Linked DNA regions of Mus musculus: region 2 is linked to region 1. A link is a contact called in ENCODE POLR2A ChIA-PET data. All regions are on one chromosome and are shown on one strand. The core of a region is the stretch at or near the end of the contact, and the rest is flanking DNA. Distances in the headings are between cores, read along the strand shown.

Region 1 (5,858 bases), core at 3,331-5,830:
GGCAGCTCTACCCAGATCCCGTTGACAGCAGCCCAGGAGCCCATGCCGAAAAGGGCCACCAGCAGATGGGTCAGCACCAGTCGGCCCAGCGGAGGTGCTGCCATTAGGTCAAAGGTCAAAGCGGGCCCTCCAGGACAAAGCGAAGGTAACAGTCCGCCCTTTTCCCACGTAGATCCAAAGCTTCTCTAACTATTCTAGAGAAAAAAAGAGTCAAGCTTTTTCACCTGGACGGAGACAAAAAACAAACCAAAACAAACCAAAACAAAACAAACAAACAAACAAAAAAACATGCGAGTGGGCAGAGTCAGGGTCTGAGGTGGCCAGATTGCAAAACCAAGGCACCTGGAGGGAGGCGGCGGATAGATCAGGAGCTGCACCTACCATGGAGCCTGCACCGGGACCCTTCTGTACAAGACTGGCAAGCGGGGGAGCGAGAAGCTGGCTTAAAGCATGGTTCCGGGGAGGAAGATGAGCGAAAGAGCCAGTCCTTGATGCTTGCGGAGGACCAAGTCTTGGCGCGGCTAAACCAGACTGGATGACAGCTAACTTCAGGCAGCCGGCGTGGATCGGCAAGAGGTGTGGCTGGCTGACTTGATTCGATTCTGGGCTCCTCGGCTGAGTGCGGTGCATCAGGGGCGTGGGGCCGGAGCAGCCCGCCCAGCCCCGGGAGCACGCCACTTAGCCCGGAAGGCAGCCAAACCCCAGCCAAAGGGTTGTAGTAAGACGCCGGCTAATGCGCTAGACTGCGGCGGAAGTCCCACCCCCGGAAGCTAAGTGTAGTGTAAAGGAGTGAGCTAAGGGGCCACGCCCCTTCCTCTCTGCCCACCCACCTTCCGCTTTTAGTTCAGCTCCCGGGGGCTATGGCTCCCGTGGCCTCTAGGCGAGTTAGACGTCGAGTTCGAAGCTCCAAGCGGCCCGATGCGCGGGGCCGCTCGGCGGAGGACTGGTGGTGGGACCGCCTGGCACCTCGCGGCTCTGGGTACCACCTGCTGCAAGCGGACAGCATGTTGCTCGTGCTGCCGGACCTGGAGCCTCCCCGCGCTCGTGCGCACCGGCGCGCCCGTCGCCGCGCTCCGAGGTCACTGGCTCGTGGCCCCACGGCTGTCGCCAAGCCCAGGACCAAACCCCGACCGGAGCCGTCGCTCGATCAGGGCCTGGACTCTGGTTGGGGAGACCGTATTCCCTTAGAAGTCCTGGTGCATATTTTCGGGTTGTTGGTTGCGGCTCATGGGCCCATGCCGTTTCTTGGCAGGTACACCAACAGCGCCTGCCGCGGTAGAGACTGGCGCACTGAGCGGGTGCTGCAGAGCAGAGGGCAGAGCAGGCATCACATCGGGCGAACACAAGTGCTCCGGCACCTGTCTTCACTTAGAGCTCAAAGCCTAGCACTGAGAACGGGCGACGGCAGGCTTTAAGACCGCTGCGCTGCTCCTAAAACACTCCATTGTAGGCATTACCCGCAAAAGGCCACGCACTCTCAGCAAACTTTTTCTTCTCCTAGGGCTGCACGCGTTTGCCGTCACTGGCACGAAGCCACCTCCCATCCTTCACTCTGGCATACTGTGACCCTGTCACCCTCGCTGGTTGGCCGGGCTGGCAAGGGCAACCTTAAGGGAGAGAAGAAGCTCCTTGCTTGCCTGGAGTGGCTCGTACCCAATCGGTGAGGGCTCCTTGTCATCTTACTGTCTGTTGTCTTCCCTGCATCCGCGTTGAGTAGGGGAGGATTCTGTCCAGAAGGGGGCAGCGTAAGGACAAGAGCACAACTACAGCCGGGCCTTGCTGTCGCCCAGGTTCTCTCAGCTCCAGAGCTTGACCCTCATCCACTGGAAGTCTCAAGTACACTCTGTGTTGGAGGTAAGAGCTGGAGACTGCCCTGCACACAAGCTGTCACGTTTGAGTGGTCTACTATGGGGAGGGTGCCCTGGTGGTGTACCACAGAGTTGTCTGCCTGCCTGCTCAGTTTCGTCTTGCTGACATCTTAGGAAATTGCTGGAGGAGACAGCAATTTCCATGTAGGCCTGGCGTGGACAGAATGGAGTCATAGCTGGGACTATAGGATAGGCTTGTCATGACTACCAGTGTCCCTGTAGATAGACCTTTACCTGCCCTCCACAACCCTGGATGGTCTCTCTCTCTCTCTCTATCTCTTGCTACAGCTGGTTAGCAAGTTCTGCCCTCGGCTCACCTTCCTCAAGCTTTCAGACTGCCACACTGTGACTGCTGAAACTCTGGTCATGTTAGCGAGAGCCTGCTGCCAGCTCCACAGCCTGGACCTACATCATTCCATGGTGAGTCCTTTGCCGTGGGTGGGTGGGGGACCCTGAAATCGCCTGGGCCCTTGTGACATGCATGAGCTGCACCTTTGGGCTGGATCCCCAGGTGGAGTCCACAGCTGTGGTGAGCTTCTTGGAGGAGGCCGGGTCCCGAATGCGTAAACTGTGGCTGACCTACAGTTCCCAGACGACGGCCATCTTGGGCGCACTGCTGGTAGGCTGGGGATGGTCAGGAAAAGGGCTCAGTGGGGACCAGCCCAGGCCTTTGACCTAGCAGTGTTTATCCCACCATTCCAGGACAACTGCTGCCCACAGCTCCAAGTCCTCCAGGTCAGCACTGGCATGAACTGCAACAACACACCCCTGCAGCTGCCTGTGGAAGCCCTGCAGAAAGGCTGCCCCCAGCTGCAGGTATTTATACCCTACTGTCTCCCACCTGCCACCCCTTGCCATATCTGCAGCCTGTCCCTCCTCCCTCCTTCTTCTTCCCTCTTCCTAGGTGCTGCGGCTGCTGAATCTGATTTGGCTTCCCAAGCCGTGTGGCCGAGGCGTGCCCCAGGGACCAGGCTTCCCCAGTCTTGAGGAGCTCTGTTTGGCTGGCTCCACCTGCAACTTTGTGAGCAATGAGGTTCTGGGCCGATTGCTCCATCGCTCCCCGAAACTGCGCATGCTGGACCTTCGAGGCTGCGCTAGGGTCACTCCTAGCGGTCTGTGTCATCTGCCATGTCAAGGTCAGCTAGCTGGCTTTGCTTGGGAAGGTGTGGGGGGGTCGGGGTGGGGTGGGGGTGGTCACTGAGTGCCCTAATAGTCACACCGAGTTCTCCCATCTCAGAGCTGGAGCAACTCTACCTGGGCCTGTATGGCATATCTGATGGCTTGACCCTGGCTAAGGATGGCAGCCCCCTGTTGACCCGGAAGTGGTATCACACCCTGAGGGAGCTGGACTTCAGTGGCCAAGGCTTCAGCGAGAAGGACTTGGAACAGGCCCTGGCTGTTTTCTCGGGCACCCCTGGGGGCTTACACCCAGCCTTGTGCTCCCTCAACCTGAGGGGTACCCGAGTTACCCCAAGCACGGTCAGGTCAGTGCACCGTTCACTAATTCTGTGGATCTTGAACCACTTGCTGCCGTGTCTCACTTAGGGACCAGAGGAGTGCTCCCTGACTCCTCATTGCCAGGGTCCAGGAGGGGTATAGACACGAGTCACTCGTCCAACTCCTTGGGGACACCGAGAGTACTAGATTTGGGCTTGGGTGGCTTGGGGTGGTAGGCCTGGTATATGTGAGGGCAGACGGGGCTCTCTGGCCAACAGCTCACTTTCCCACGGCTTGCCTGTTCACAGTTCTGTGATTAGTGGTTGCCCGGGGCTGCTGTATCTTAACCTGGAGTCCTGTCGTTGCCTCCCCCGAGGTCTGAAGCGCGTCTACCGGGGCCTGGAGGAAGTCCAGTGGTGTCTAGAGCAGCTACTTACCAGCCCGCCCTCTGCCAAAGAGCCCACTTAGAGGGCAGCCAGGTTTACCCTGCTCATTTTCACTTTGAAATGTTGGAGGTTTTGTTACAATAAAGGTTTTTTTTTAAAAAAAGATTTATTTATTTATTATATGTAAGTACACTGTAGCTATCTTTAGACACACCAGAAGAGGGCATCAGATCTCATTACAGATGGTTGTGAGCCACCATGTGGCTGCTGGGACTTGAACTCGGGACCCTCAGAAGAGCAGTCTGTGCTCTTAACCACTGAGCCATCTCTCCAGCCCCACAATTAAGTAATTTTTAGGCACTCTGTACAGTCCTTTGTTGTTTTATTTGAGATCCTTTTCACACAAATTTAGGCTGGCTTGGAACTCACGGTGTAGCCCAGGCTGACTCACAACAATTCACCCATCTCAGCCTCCAATGTGGTAGGCTTACAAGCAGAAACCAACACGTCAGACTGTGTATGGTCCTTAGAGTAAGTGGTTGGGTGAGGAACAGGGTTATACATGATGGAGTATGCTACAGCAGGCATGAACCTGTGTGTGTGTGTGTGTGTGTGTGTGTGTGTGTTAAGTGTCTTAGCTCACTTGGGACACAGTTGTCTAAGGATAGGGTAGACAGTGAGGTATAAAATAGTAGGAGCGAGAAAAAGACCTTTATCAGCTACCAGCATCCATGAAGTGACAGTGTTGGTAGCACGGGCTCAGGTTGTCCAACCACGAGGCAGCCAGGCTACCTTCCAGGTAGTGGAGACTAACCAGGGAGGGCAAGCTCACTAGATAGGTGTGGTCAATAGAAAAGCCCCTTCTAGAACCCTTTACTCTGAGCTTCTAGAACCCAGGCAGCCCAGCCTGGACTGCTCCCTGCTTCTCTGCCCTGCTGTTGTCTGGCGGCTCTTGATTCTTCCCTCAGCTGCAACCCTGGAATTGTCTCGGGTGGGAGCCCTGTATAAAGACAGTGGGGCAGCGGCAGTGGGCAAGCTGGATCCTGACCAGATCTACCTAATTAGGTCCCCAAGGAGCAGCAGGCCAGTGGCTCCCGCTTCTCCGCCCTTGTTAAGTACTTCAAACTCTGGAACGTAGGACTCTTCTCTACCGAGCGCCACTTAGCCAATCAGCTCAAGAATAACAGCTTTTACCCCTTCAAGCAGCAACAGCCGGATGGTGGGCGGGGACTGGGCGTGGTCAGGATCCCAGAAGTGGGGAGGGTGGCTGGGGTTAGGAGGGTATAGGCAGGTGTACTTGTGGGAGGAGACGCGGTAGTACCATGGAGAATCTCCACTGGGCGGGCCCTTTCCCCCAAATCCCTGGTACTGTCCTGGAGCTAAGGGCAGCTCCTAGCTGTCCTCATGTGCTGGGTCATGCCGCCCTCAGTCTTTGTGCTCGAGTACTATTTGGACACGCTCTGGAAGGGGACGATGCTCTTTATCATCTGCCTTGTCTTCATTTCCTGTAATGTCCTGAGAGAGGTCAGAGCTCCTGCCCCACCCCACCCCACCCCACAGCCTCTTTGCATAGGGCCACACAAGAGCCTCTTGCCAGAACTCACTTCCGTTAATCCCTGGTACCCACAGGTGAAGTATCAGGAGACCTGGTGCTTTCCTGCCTATGGCATGGTTATAGGCTTGTGGCTCATGCTCTCCTCAATACCGCAGCGCCGCCTAGTGTTGAACCACACGCGCGGCATGTACCACTTCTCCATCCAAGGCCGAACTGTATGTCAGGGGCCAATGCATCTGGTCTACGTGCGCCTGGCACTCAGTTCTGATGGTGATGCCTGAGATGGGAGAGGGTCAGAGTGGGAGGGCATGGATTCAGAGCTGGGAGGGGCCTACAGTACACCTGGATACTCCCACCTTGGAGGCCCCACCCCTACCGTCCTACTCCTAGGCTCTAAGAGGTTAGGTTCTTGGCTCAGTTGCTCATCTATTGGCAGCCTATGGAGGTCGCTTCTTCCAGCTGGTCCTTTGTGGCCACAAGCTAGAGCCACTTGTGCTGGTGCAGCTGTCAGAGCGCTATGAGGTGGGTCCTGTCCCAAACCCCGCCCCTTCTCCCCCATTCCTCCCCACCCCACCCCCCTGACAAAAAGATACTACTGTTTGCAGCTCTTGG
Region 2 (6,370 bases), core at 3,377-5,876, 370 kb before region 1:
CAAAAATTCCTTTACATGGCTGTTTCCCTCAACCTTTTGTGACCCACAGCTCTCTGAGGCTTTGAAAAGACATAGGACAGATGCTCCCTCCATCTGCTGCCTCTTCACGGTTTTTTTTTTTTAATAAGAACAACTTTTTTTTTTTAATTTTATTTATTTATTTATTATATGTAAGTACACTGTAGCTGTCTTCAGACACTCCAGAAGAGGGCATCAGATTTCGTTATGGATGGTTGTGAGCCACCATGTGGTTGCTGGGATTTGAACTCTGGACCTTCGGAAGAGCAGTCAGCGCTCTTAACCACTGAGCCATTTTTTTAGGTGTCTTCAGGACATCTAAAGACTTTGGTTTTTAATGTAAGGAGAGCTGTCTGCATGTACACCTGTGTGCCAGAAGAGGGCATCAGATCCCTTCATAGCCACTGACTCCACTCCACCTGACCTCTGATCTCCAATCAGGAAAACAATAAGTTGTCTCAGGGCAGGTCTCTGACAGTCTTACTGACAGGACCTTGGGAAGCAAGCATCACAGTGGCGTGGAGACAGCTTTAGGAAGCATGGAGTTCTGTTGGGAACACAGCCCTCAAAAATCAAGGCTGTGTGCTCAGAGGACTGGTGACTCAGTAGTTCATTTTTAAGCCACAAGCACTGCTAAACAAACCCTTCCCTGGAGTAGAGGCTTGGTCCCCACTCAGCCCATACAAACGGGTCTGTGTAATTGATTTAGAAGTCGCCCCCCCACCCCAGACGGTTTGTCTGTGAAGTCCAAGGCTGGCCTCTGCCTCCTTCGAGCTGTGATTAAAGGCATGCCCCATCACCACTACCCAGCTTGTCTGCCCCTCTACAGCAATTCCTCCCATATGCCCTGTTGCCTGGCCAAGACCAACAGAAAAGCAGTGGCAGCTTAAACTCACCCCAAGCAGCCACACCTAGTGCTTTCCCAACACCCTCCCCTCCCATAAACACCTGTCATCTATGGTGACTTCTGTAAGAACCTGCAATAATGGCCTGCTTAGAGCCAGTGGCTCACGGTAGGTGAAATTCATACCAACAATACAGAAAAAGGATTACACTCCAGGACAGACAGGGTGCACATCAGGCAGGAGGTACCACTTAGCAACACAACCCCATAGTCCTGAGCTAGTCCCTCCAGAAGAACCACCCCACAAGAAATACAATCATGTGCTACTCAAGAGCATCTGCCAGGGGAAGGGCCTGGAGACACTCGTCAGTTCCCATGGAATGCTATTACACCAGAGATCTATGAACAAGATGCCACAGAATAACTTGTATTTATATGCATACATTGTAGCTGTCTTCAGACACACCAGAAGAGGGCATCAGATCCCATTACAGATGGTTGTGAGCCACCATGTGGTTGCTGGGAATTGAACTCAGGACCTCTGGTATAGCAGTGAGTGTTCTTAGCCACCTCTCTAGTCCAGATATGACCAAGTTTAAAGCTTTTTTTTTTTTTTAAGATGGAAACTTGTCTTAACTGTCAGTCTGTCTGTAATTTATGATTCCTCTGCATGGTCTGTGACCCTGGAGAGGTTAAGCCTCAGAACTACACTGTCCTGGTGGTGCTGCCTAGCTCTTAGTGATCTGTCCCCTGAATAGGGAAACAAACATGCCAGCTCCTTGCTGTTCCATGTAGGGCACTAGGTATGTGGTTTCAGGTAGTCTGAGGGCTATAGCTTTCAGTGTCAGCACCCACTGCACACAGGAATCTAGGACCAGCTGACAGTAATCTCAATCTATAACTTCTATCACGATCCATGAAGGTGGGAAGGGGTGACCAAAACCAGGACTTAAAGGTACAGAAGCACCTCTATTCTGCATGGAACAAATCTTAATGTGTAACAGCTGCAGTCGTCATCACTCCCAGGGGGTGGGGGCCACATTGGATGTCTAATATTCTCTAGGCAAAAGATACAACCAACTAAAAAGTACTTGGACATTCCAAAAAGAAGTTTCTACACTCACACACTAGTGCCCAAGACAGCCTGTAATTAGGAGTTGGAGACTAGCTTCTACTGCACGTTGAGAAGGAATGGGGGGAAAATTCTGTATCAATTACACAGACCCATTTGTATGGGCTGAGTGGAGACCAAGGCTCACTGTACTGTCACCACTAACCCCAGCAACTGTGGTCCACATAATTTACGTCAGTACCGCATATTGTAAACTGAGCTTCCCAGCTGGGCAGGATGACAACCCCAGCCTGATCTTCAGTGAGTTCCAGACAGTCAAGGATTATGTAGAGACCTGGTCTCAAGTCATCTACCCAAATCCCAGGCGCAGCATGCCATGCTCCCTTGTAGGGTGGAAGCATCTTTCACTTCCAGGGATCCCTCACAAAAGAGGCTCACACACGCCGGATTAGCCAAAGGACGTACTTTATTAGCTCCTGAACTCTAGTTCTCCTTCTCCTGTACAGTTTTGGTTCCACGCAGCCGTCCAGTCCGGCGGGCAGCAATGAGACCCACTTTGCGCCCAGCAGGGGCATCTCTTCGGATGGTGGAGGGTTTGCCAATGTGCTGGTGGTTACCACCTCCAAAGGGATGCTCCACAGGCTAAAAAGAGAATGAAGTTAGGTTAGTGTAAGGGTCATCTCACCTACGTAGGGAACACGGGAAGAGCCGACAGCCCAGGACCTCCCTGCTGCAGATCCTCCCAGCACAGCAACAAGAAAAGCCCACTCACTCAGTTCTTGGTTACTTACATTCATGGCCACACCCCGCACACGTGGCCAGCAGTTCCTCTTTGCCTTGTACTTGTGGTAGGCACGGCCAGCCTTTAAGATAGGCTTGTCAATTCTGCCCCCACCAGCCACAACACCTGAAAAGTGACACAACACCTCTGAGACATGCACCATTCACCATTAGTCTATGGCAGAAATCTACAACCCCACAGAAGTCCAGCAAGCTCTACCTAGGAAACCCCTTACCCTCTGCAAACTGACACTTTGACAGGTGAGGCAAGGACCATGCCTGTATTAAAGCAAACTGTTGACTCAGCCCAAGTTTCCATGGGGTGCACCTCAATATTCAGTGCCTGATATTCAAGACAGGTCCTTCAACCTCTGAAAACACCTCCCACAAATGGGCAAACCCACCTACCAAACACAGCATGCTTTGACCACGTGCCCTCAGAACTTATCCTATGCAAGGATGAGGTTAGCAGATCCTAAGATGTTTCCAAGTAACTAAACAAGAGATAAGTCATGGCCCCTTTTCACTGACTTGAACATCTTTTAACAGCCACTACTGGTCCTATCTTTTCTAAAATGAACCAACTAAACTCAAGTGCAGGATCAGAATTCCTAGGTCACAGTGCACAAAAGTGTCAAGCGGTGTAATCTTTTTTTAACCTAATTTTATGTATACACAGGCATCTTTACCTACATGTCTGTATCCATACACATTTATACAGTGCCCAGAGACCAGAAAAGAATCAAATCCCCAGGACAGGAATCAGTTAGTTGTTTACGAAGTAGGTATTCTAGCACTCTACAACTAAATCCCCAGTTGCATTCTGTTAGTCTTCTCCCATGACCAAGAAAATAAGCAATGTGGTTCTATGGCCTAGGCCCAGCAGCTGGCAGTTCATATGCCGACCACCCGCGTCTTCAAGGCCCCACTGCCCTCCCGCACTCACCAACAACGGCTCTGTTGGCAGAGGAAATGACCTTCTTGGACCCCGAAGGCAGCTTCACTCGAGTCTTCTTGGTCTCTGGGTTGTGGGAGATGACTGTGGCGTAGTTCCCGGAGGCTCGGGCCAGCTTGCCCCTGTCCCCAGGTTTCTCCTCCAGACAACACACGATCGTACCCTCAGGCATGGTGCCCACGGGCAAAACATTGCCGATATTCAGCTGGGCTGTGGAGAGAGGGGGCAAAACGACTGTTAACGCTAAAAGCCATGCCAAACCCACACCGATCCCAACCCACGAAGCTCAGCTCAGCACCCAAAGTCCCGGGCCCAACCCTTCCTTCCTTCCCCGCCTGGAGGCTCACCCTTCTTGCCGCAGTACACGAACTGTCCAGTGTGGATCCCCTCCGCTGCGATGAACAGCTCTGTCCGCTTCTTGAATCGGTAGGGATCCCGAAAGACGACTTTGGCGAGGGGAGCGCCGCGGCCAGGGTCATGAATGATGTCCTACGGGTCAGGGTGGTGTATTGTATTCTAAGGCCTGCTCGAGACGCCCGGTTCCCCGCCTGCTTAACTCCCGCCGGTGCCCTCCTACCTTTACGATGCCTTTAATGTAGCCGTGTCGCTCCGCGAAGTCCACAGCACGTAGGCGCGCGGCGCCCTTACGGTGCTTCACGTGCGCACGGAAAACAGAACCCGCGCCTTTCCTCTGCCCTCGGATCACACGGCCCATGGCGGCGAGTCTGGAAATGGTTCGAGTTCAGCGTCCAAAAAAATCCCCAGCCTCCTGCCAGCCCCCAAGGCCGAAAGCAACGCCATCCCTCCCTTCTGATCCTGGACGAGTGGGCCAGGCCGCATGACAGACCGCCAAGTAGTTAACGGCGGCGGATGGCGGTGGATAATTTCAAAACCCGCAGCGGACAGAGCACAACTTACCTGCCGGCAAGCAAGGCCGAAAGAGGAAATAGACGGGTCAACGCAGCCTTATCTTCCGGGGCGGGGCCATAACTCCGCCCCTTCCCCAGCGCAATGCCTGTCGGGTCTTGTAGTCACATGCAGGTGTCCTGTGTGTCTACCAAATTGCTGAACCAAGGCAATTGCTGAAACTTGTCGTCCTGGGGAGAGGCAGACTCTGAAGAAACCGACTCAAGAGTCTTACGGAGGAAGGGCGGGAGAGAGGAGGCTTCAAGAGGTGGAAGGATTTGTCCAGGGCAACGCCACGCAGAATCTTGAGCTTCCGAGCTGGGCCCAGACGGAGGAGATTGGATGTGCAGACACTGGAAACCTAGTGCTTTGCCGAACTAGAAGATTGAAATTTGACTGGGTCAGGCGGAGTTCCAGGACAGCCTGGGCTAGAAAACAAGTTCCAGAACAAGCTAGGGCTACAAAGAAAACCCAGTCTGGGGTAGGGGGTTGGGGGTGGAGGGGAGGAAGGAGGTGAAGAAGAACAAGAAGATAATGATTGGGATTTAAGAAGGTCACCTGCGGAGTTCTCAAGATGTCTGGCAAAGAAGCCAAAAGTTAGTGGCCTCAGCAATTGGAAAGAGGGTGGGGGCAATGACCCTGGAGAGCTAAAGCGGGGAAGGAACGCAGCGATGCAGGGCGATAAAGTGGCACAGAGCCCCCCAAACAGAGGTTCTTCATCTGAGTGAAACCTAAGTAGTCAATGGCATAAACGTGTAGACTGAGAGGGAGGTAACTGAGGGTCAGGGTCCCAATTGGTAAGAGAGGTTTGTCAGAACTGGGAGATTTTACATGGCAGAGGCTAAAATTGACATATTGAGGAGGAAGGGACATGGGTTGGTGATCTGACACACTGAAAAGAAGAAGGGACAGGCCAGACGTGGTGGCACATGCCTTTAATCCCAGGGCTTGGGAGGCAGAGGCAGGTGGATTTCTGAGTTCGAGGCTAGCCTGGTCTACGGAGTGAGTTCCAGGACAGCCAGGGTTGTACAGAGAAACCCTGTCTCGAAAAAACAAACAAACAAACGAGGAAAGAACACCGAGTTATCGTCATGGCTCAAGTTCCACAGGATGCTGGTGCACAGGGTATTCCAGAAGGGTAGTGGAGCTTTGGGTGGCAGGGTTCCAGGACTTGCAGAGTGGTAAATCAAGCCACCCAGGGGCAGGGTAAGGAGTTGAGTCAGCCCAGAAGAGAACCAGAATGAAAGATGCCTATACAGAAAAGTCTGTGGGAGGATGCCTGCTAGTGCTTTGTCTTGTGAACCGTGCAGGGCATAGGGCCCTGCCAGCACTAGGGTATATCTCAGCCAACCGGCCCACAGGACAGTTTTGTGAGAGTCTGTAAATGTATGTGCAAGTTTTCAGCCCTGTCACACTCTTCCTATATAGGCATCTGCCACTGGGTTGTCCTTTCAGAAACAAAGACATCTTTAAAAAAAAAAATTGTTGTTTATTTTATATGATCTTCAGCCACACCAGAGGAGGGCATCCGATCTCATTGCAGATGGTTGTGAGCTACCATGTGGTTGCTGGGAATTGAACTCAGAACCTCTAGGTAAAGAGCAGTCAGTGCTCTTAACTGCTCAGCCATCTCTCCAGCCCTGAAAAAAGACACCTTATATATTTATTTATAGACAGGGTTTCTCTGTGTAAACCTGGCTGTCCTGGAACTCACTCTAGATCAGGAGGAACTCAAACTCAGAGATCCATCTGTCTCTTTTGAGTGCTGCCATTAAAGAGGAGCACCCCCACCATC

The links. ChIA-PET counts read pairs that join two places held with the same protein, here RNA polymerase II (POLR2A).
Region 2: POLR2A ChIA-PET joins it to region 1 with 8 read pairs in embryonic stem cell. The contact joins the promoter of Rpl8 here to the promoter of Tmem249 in region 1. POLR2A ChIA-PET finds 5 or more read pairs at or near these places in 3 of 5 experiments (Patski and embryonic stem cell).

Annotation. Positions count from the first base shown.
Region 1 is chr15:76,533,719-76,539,576 of GRCm38, reverse strand. Tmem249 (transmembrane protein 249) reads left to right here and starts at 4,580. Exons shown (of 6, transcript NM_001378247.1): 1 at 4,580-4,682; 2 at 4,757-4,910; 3 at 5,121-5,215; 4 at 5,321-5,516; 5 at 5,683-5,768. The coding sequence starts at 5,165. Fbxl6 (F-box and leucine-rich repeat protein 6) reads left to right here and starts at 831. Exons shown (of 9, transcript NM_013909.2): 1 at 831-1,252; 2 at 1,502-1,660; 3 at 1,791-1,854; 4 at 2,157-2,288; 5 at 2,380-2,487; 6 at 2,571-2,684; 7 at 2,773-3,004; 8 at 3,106-3,352; 9 at 3,614-3,854. The coding sequence starts at 861. The coding sequence ends at 3,773. Slc52a2 (solute carrier protein 52, member 2) reads right to left here and starts at 747. Exons shown (of 5, transcript NM_029643.4): 1 at 382-747; 2 at 1-194. The coding sequence starts at 104.
Region 2 is chr15:76,902,327-76,908,696 of GRCm38, reverse strand. It overlaps Rpl8 (ribosomal protein L8), which reads right to left and starts at 4,626. Exons shown (of 6, transcript NM_012053.2): 1 at 4,588-4,626; 2 at 4,247-4,394; 3 at 4,017-4,158; 4 at 3,661-3,879; 5 at 2,726-2,841; 6 at 2,379-2,576. The coding sequence starts at 4,384. The coding sequence ends at 2,418.